Regions from separate parts of the Homo sapiens genome. Here region 2 is linked to region 1. Evidence: chromatin contacts called from ENCODE Hi-C or POLR2A ChIA-PET data. All regions are on one chromosome and are shown on one strand. Each heading gives the region's core, a stretch centred on a gene start or an enhancer-like site at or near the end of the contact. The rest is flanking DNA. Distances are from core to core; before and after follow the strand shown. Region 1 holds the start of NUS1 (NUS1 dehydrodolichyl diphosphate synthase subunit). Region 2 holds the start of CEP85L (centrosomal protein 85L).

What was found. Hi-C counts contacts between places; a loop is a spot of excess contacts on that map. ChIA-PET counts read pairs that join two places held with the same protein, here RNA polymerase II (POLR2A). Pooled maps may share reads with other maps.
Region 2: a loop to region 1 is called in a map of B cell, with 24 times the contacts of the local background. The contact joins the promoter of CEP85L here to the promoter of NUS1 in region 1. A Hi-C loop is called at or near these places in 2 of 168 maps with a recorded cell type or tissue (B cell and naive thymus-derived CD4-positive, alpha-beta T cell), 2 of 37 single-sample maps with no recorded cell type and 13 of 50 pooled maps. POLR2A ChIA-PET finds 5 or more read pairs at or near these places in 1 of 52 experiments (activated CD4-positive, alpha-beta T cell).

Annotation. Positions count from the first base shown.
Region 1 is chr6:117,674,178-117,676,947 of GRCh38, reverse strand. NUS1 (NUS1 dehydrodolichyl diphosphate synthase subunit) reads right to left here and starts at 1,479. Exons shown (of 5, transcript NM_138459.5): 1 at 863-1,479. The coding sequence starts at 1,277. LOC101927919 (a long non-coding RNA gene) reads left to right here and starts at 1,664. Exons shown (of 3, transcript NR_110854.1): 1 at 1,664-1,851; 2 at 2,113-2,301.
Region 2 is chr6:118,650,039-118,652,898 of GRCh38, reverse strand. It overlaps CEP85L (centrosomal protein 85L), which reads left to right and starts at 1,308. Exons shown (of 13, transcript NM_001042475.3): 1 at 1,308-1,702. The coding sequence starts at 1,630. RefSeq lists silencers at 955-1,414, 1,615-1,924.

The sequences.
Region 1 (2,770 bases), core at 230-2,729:
CTCACATATTTTTCATAAACCCAGTTCAAATACCACCTGACCCCCACCGCTCCCATTTGCAGTACCTATCACACAGCCCATGCCTAAGTCCTCTATAGCCTCACTGCGACTTAAGAACAGCGCCTGGAAGCTCTCTTAAAGAAACAGTGTGGTGTAACCAAAGGCAAAGATTGTGAAAAAGCACAGAATGGCTAAAATTCCAATATCCTCATTCCGATCTTTGTGGCCCCATTACGATCTTGTGGCCTTGGGCAAATCAGTTAATGTTTTTAAACCTTGGCAAGGGTATACAAATACCATCTACATTACTGCAGTATTATAACGAATAAGAGATTTTTTATTTATTTTTATTTATTTATTTACTTATTTGAGACAGAGTTTCGCTCTTGTTGCCCAGGCTGGAGTGCAGTGGCGCGATCTCGGCTCACCACAACCTCCGCCTCCCGGGTTCCAGCGATTCTCCTGCCTCAGCCTCCCTAGTAGCTGGGATTACAGGCATATGCCACCACGCCCGACTAAACTTGTATTTTTAGTAGAAACGGGGTTTCTCCATGTTAGTCAGGCTGGTCTCGAACTCCCGACCTCAGGTGATCCGTCCGCCTCGGCCTCCCAAAGTGCTGGGATTACAGGCATGAGCCACCGCGCCCGGCCAAGGGATATTTTTAAAATGTTAAAAAGCTACTGAGTCAAATCCAGAGAATTAGTAGGTGTTCAATAAAGCTGATCTCCCTTCCTCGAAAGCGCTAGCGCTGTGATTTGCAGAGAGGCCGCGGCAACTCGTGCCATGGGCACCACCCGCCAGACCAGCGGTCTAGCGGTCCAAGACGCCTCGGCCACCCCCCACCACCGCACCGGGCCTCACCTTGGTGGTCGTAGACGCTAATGTAGGAGATGCCCACGGCCATACACCACACCACGAGGCTCGCGATGTCCGAGAAGCTGGGTTCCTGCTCCACCTCGGTGATCACCAGGCCCATATGCACAGGCAGCTTCTCCAAGGAACGACCGTCCGCGCGCCAGCGCATCCGGTGGTGTGCGGCTGCCAGGCACGACCCCCCGCGCGGGTGCCGGTGGTGACGGCGGTTCCTGCCGACTGCCGGGGGCTTGCGGAGCGTGAAGCCGAGCGGCGCTAGGACCGCGGCAGAGGCGGCGCGGCAGCAGCGCCGCCAGATCCAGTTCCAGGTGCCGAACCGAACGCGGAGCCAGGAGGTGAGCGTGCGGTGCAGACAGAGCAGCGCGTGCAGCACCCGCCACACCAGCTCGTACAGCCCCGTCATACTCTTGTGGCCCTCAGACACCCCCTCTCCCTCCCGCCCACTCCCGCAGCGCGACGGCTTTTTATCCGCCCCTGCGGCCGGCGCGGGCCATCGCTCCGCGTCCCCCCGCCCCCCGAGCCCGAACCCCTTTCCACTGCCAACACCTCACCTCGCCCCCGCCGCCATCTTCCTCCTCCCTTGGCAGCCCCGCCCCCAGTAGTACATGGACAGTTCCGATTGGCCAGCGTGGAATTCTGACGCGGCTTCTGGGTCCGAGAACGTGGCCCGTTCCGGCGCAGTGAGGGAAGGCGCACGCCTGCGAACTAGCCGGGCCGATACCGCGGGCGCCCCCTGGTCGCGTGGAGGGCGATGAGCGAACGACCCGGGACTTGTCTGAATGGGACCCCAGCAAGGCACACGTGGTCTTCAATGCGATGGGCGCTTCCAGGGGACCCGGCGTCCCTTGGGTCCAGGAAGTCTTATACTGTCTCCTCTCACGGCCCCGACAGAAACGGTTTCTGAGGAGTAGAAGTGTCCTAAGTGGATTGGAAATTACAAATGCCGGAAAGAACCTAGGGATGGAAAGCAGCCCTCAGTAAGTGTTGATGCTGGGAATCCACCAGGGTTTCCAAAAGTGTCCTCAAAGGCTGGAGTGATCCTGCTACTGTCCTTTATTCAGCCTCCCGGCTGAGGCTGGGAGCGAGGCTCTTTAGCCATGTTCCTGAAACACCCCTCTACCCATGTCATTCTCATCTAAGGTATCCTTTCCTGGCTGTACATTGCTTAATAGAGGCTCTACAGCTTGGCAGTCCAGTCACTTAATTCTTTTTTTTTTTTTTTTTTTTTATTCGGCAAGACTTTGACCAACCGCCGTGGGTTAGGTTTACAGTGGGGAAAAAAAATAGAAATTGTGCCTGACTTCAATGACCGCCACTATTTGAAGCAAACTGCCCATCCAAGCCTTATCATCCCCTTTAACACCCTAATGTTTCTGTCCATGTGGACTTCGACGTGGTCCTCTAGAATGGTTTTGTACTTCCCCGCGGTAAGTCTGTACTGTCTTTGCCCTTTTTGTTCAAGCTCTTCTCCTGAATTCCTGATTCCCGACTTGGTATTGCCGACATTCCAACCCATTTCTCAAGGTTTATCCTACATGCTACATCCTCTATCATCATATATATGTGTGTGTGCAACAATAATATTTATATTATTTGCATTTATATTTATATAAGTATATATATAAAGATTAGGGAGGTATTACAAAAATGCAACTGTACACATACACACGTATACACACATATTTACACACGTGTGTGTGTGTAAACAGTTGCGTTTTTGTAATACCTACCTATTCTTTGTTCGCTAAAGCCTCTTTTTCCCCCTGGGAAACATCTGTTCACGTCTTGGCTATGTGACTTAATTTTTCTAACATTGTCACTTTTTCAACTAGTCTCATTTTGGTTTCTAAGACTCATTTAACTTTACTTTAAAAGTTGAATCTCATGTCCATCTCC
Region 2 (2,860 bases), core at 59-2,558, 980 kb before region 1:
TGTTAGATAAAACGAGCTAGTGCACATTAAAATAATAAAAAGGAACCAATCACATTCGTCTTTCATGTTTCTGTATCTTTTTATCATCAGAAACAGCTGACCCTTGGCTAACATTACATGATTTGGAGAAATAATTGGAAGTCTACCACAGGGAGACTAAATGTAAAACTCCAATCAGATAAATTACAACACGGATGTGGTAAGTGATAGAACACACACCTAAATCTAATTTAACTTCCAAGAATTTTAAGTAGTATTTCCCAATTAAAATGTCTTTAAGGGAAAAATGCAAATATGAGGCCTTTGTTAGCAAGATTCCAGAACAGGAAAAGCGGAACTCAAAGCCTCTCTAGTTAAGCGACCTGCGTTCCGACTTACCTCTGAGTGATGGGCCTACTGCAGAGCCCGCCTCCCACCACAGTGCTGGCCCAGAATTTTTTATACGAACTAGTTCGTAACTAAACGTTGGAAGCATCACCATATTGCCAGTGAGAAGTAAGATTTAAAAATAAAACGATGCTGTCCCTTTTCGCCCTTCCTTAGGACGTCTCCTCCTGCACTAAGGGTTCAGGTGAAGGGTGGAAACTGGCCAAGAAGAGGAAGAACGTGAAGGAGTAGGGGGCAAGGAGGAAAGGGCTCCCTTTACAGACTTTGGTGCCATTTTTACTTTCTGCTTGCTAATCTGAAACGTTGTGCGATTACAATGACGGCCCCTCTCCCCCTCGGGTACTAATTACCCCCGGGCCTTTTCCGGTGCACATCCCGGTGCTATATTCTGGTGCCTGTGTTGCCCCCACGCCCCCATTAAATTAGTAAAGGAAAACCACCCCTTTTCTGCCCCTAAAGTAATCTATAAACGAAGGAATACAGATGAGGATTTAAATCCCAATCCTAATTCCAAGGGAGGCTGGAAGCCCCCTCAGCCGCGCCCTGGCTTGGCTTTTTCATCTCGAGCGGTTGTGACGCCAGGGGCAGGTCTTCCACGTGTCTTCACAGAGGTGCCCGGAGGGAGGGCGTGAGGGATTACCCAAGGGAGGGGCGAGTATCGCAAAATAGGCCAAGTCGCTGCCCTCTACTCAACTCGCAGGGCGGGAGGATGGAGACAGAGGGATGCGGCGGGAGGGCGGGACAGCCCAGTCGCCGCCAAGGAGGCGAAGCGGGGTCGGGGTAGCTCACCCGCCCCCCGCAGTCCCCGCCCCCCGCAGTCCCCGCCCCGCGCGGCGCCGCGCACGCCTGAAGTCATTGCCCGAGGCCCCGCCCCCTCGCGGCCCCAGCCCCGGCTCTGGCTCTGCCGGCGGAGGGGGCGGAGAGAACCCGCAGCTGCAACTTCGCCTGGAGCCTTTGAGCCTGGGCTCAGCCGGGGATCTAGCAGCCGTCACCGCCGAGTCGCCGCTTCCCCGGCGCGGGCCTCAGCCCAGCCGGCTTGGCCATGGCAGGCGCCGGCAGTGCGGCGAATCTGGCCCCTGCGCTCCCCGCCCGTAGCTGAGCAGCCGTTAACCAGCCATCCCGCCTTTCCTCCTGCCCGTGTCGCCGAGGCCCACGCTCCGCGCAAGTTTCCGCCGCCGAAGAAGCAGGAGGACGGACGTGAGGAGTCGGGCGTCCCTGGCCCACCCGGCCCTCTCGCCCGCGATGTGGGGGCGCTTCCTGGCTCCGGAGGCCAGCGGCCGGGATAGCCCCGGCGGAGCCCGCAGCTTCCCTGCCGGTAAGGAACGGGACAGCGCCCCGGCTGGGGTGGGGGTCACGGCCGACCGCGGCGCCTCGGGACCTCGCCGCCGCTCCCCTCCCGCCTCAGGCCTGTCTTACCCCGGCCGCCTCCCCGACGCCGCCGCGTGCCCAGTGTCCTCCCCGCTGTCAGCACCCGGGCTGACATATGGCTTGCCGCGTCCCAGGCGCATCAGCCCCGCATCCCGTCGTCCCCGCCGCTCCTCCTTGGGCTGCAGCCCCAGCGCCCCCAACTTCCAGCTCGCTTGGGCCCCCGCGGGTTGGGCTTTATTGTCTGCCCGGTTTTTTCCTTTTACTCGTGGGGTGTGTGACCTGCGTGATAACGGGGCTTGCCCGTTTGCTCGCGGGGACCCGGGCGGGAAGGTCGCTGCGACAGTGCTGCGGCGGCGGCCCGGGCGCGTCTCGGAGGGGCCGCAGTTCCGCGCCCTCCCGACTTCTGGTAGGCGCAGGCTGGGGTTGGCTGTGCCCACGCCCGCAGCCGCTACTTTTAGGGCGCGTTTTCGGGAGGGAGGATGCTGCCAGAGATGCGGCCGCTCTCAGCCACCCCCAAGGGAACTTCAGCCCCTCGGAGGAACCTGGTCGCCGCCCCGCAGCCCCTGCGGCGTAAGAGGAGGGCGCGTCCTGCAGTAGCCAATGGACCATTGAGCAACCGGGTTACGAATCCGTTTGGCTTTCCGTGGCCCCTTCAAGGAAAATTAGGGGTTTGCTGCATTCCGTATCTGAAGGGGTCTGTTTGTATCGGACAGCCATTTCATGCTTGCGTCGCTCAGAAGTTGTGTAGGAGCCACAAAATTAGGATAAATCCTCCCCTAACTTGGGATAAAAAATAAGTCTTGGGTTGCCTGTGATATGTTCTCTAAAGATGATGGTCTTTCCAGGCACTTTTAATCTTGAGTTTTGAGGCCTTTTGAGAAACTGAGTTATATGGACATTCTGCGCAGAAAAAACAATGCCATATATACATACGCAAAATTTTCCCTACAATTTTAGCTGTTTCTGGGACTCCTGTTAAGTAACCTTGCTCCACAAAGTGTTTGAGCTCGACTTGTGTAACTTAGAGATATTTTTGCATACATTTCCAAAGCTGTTATTTACAAAACAAAAAAGCAGAAGCAGCATTTGGAAAGGGGTCTTTTGA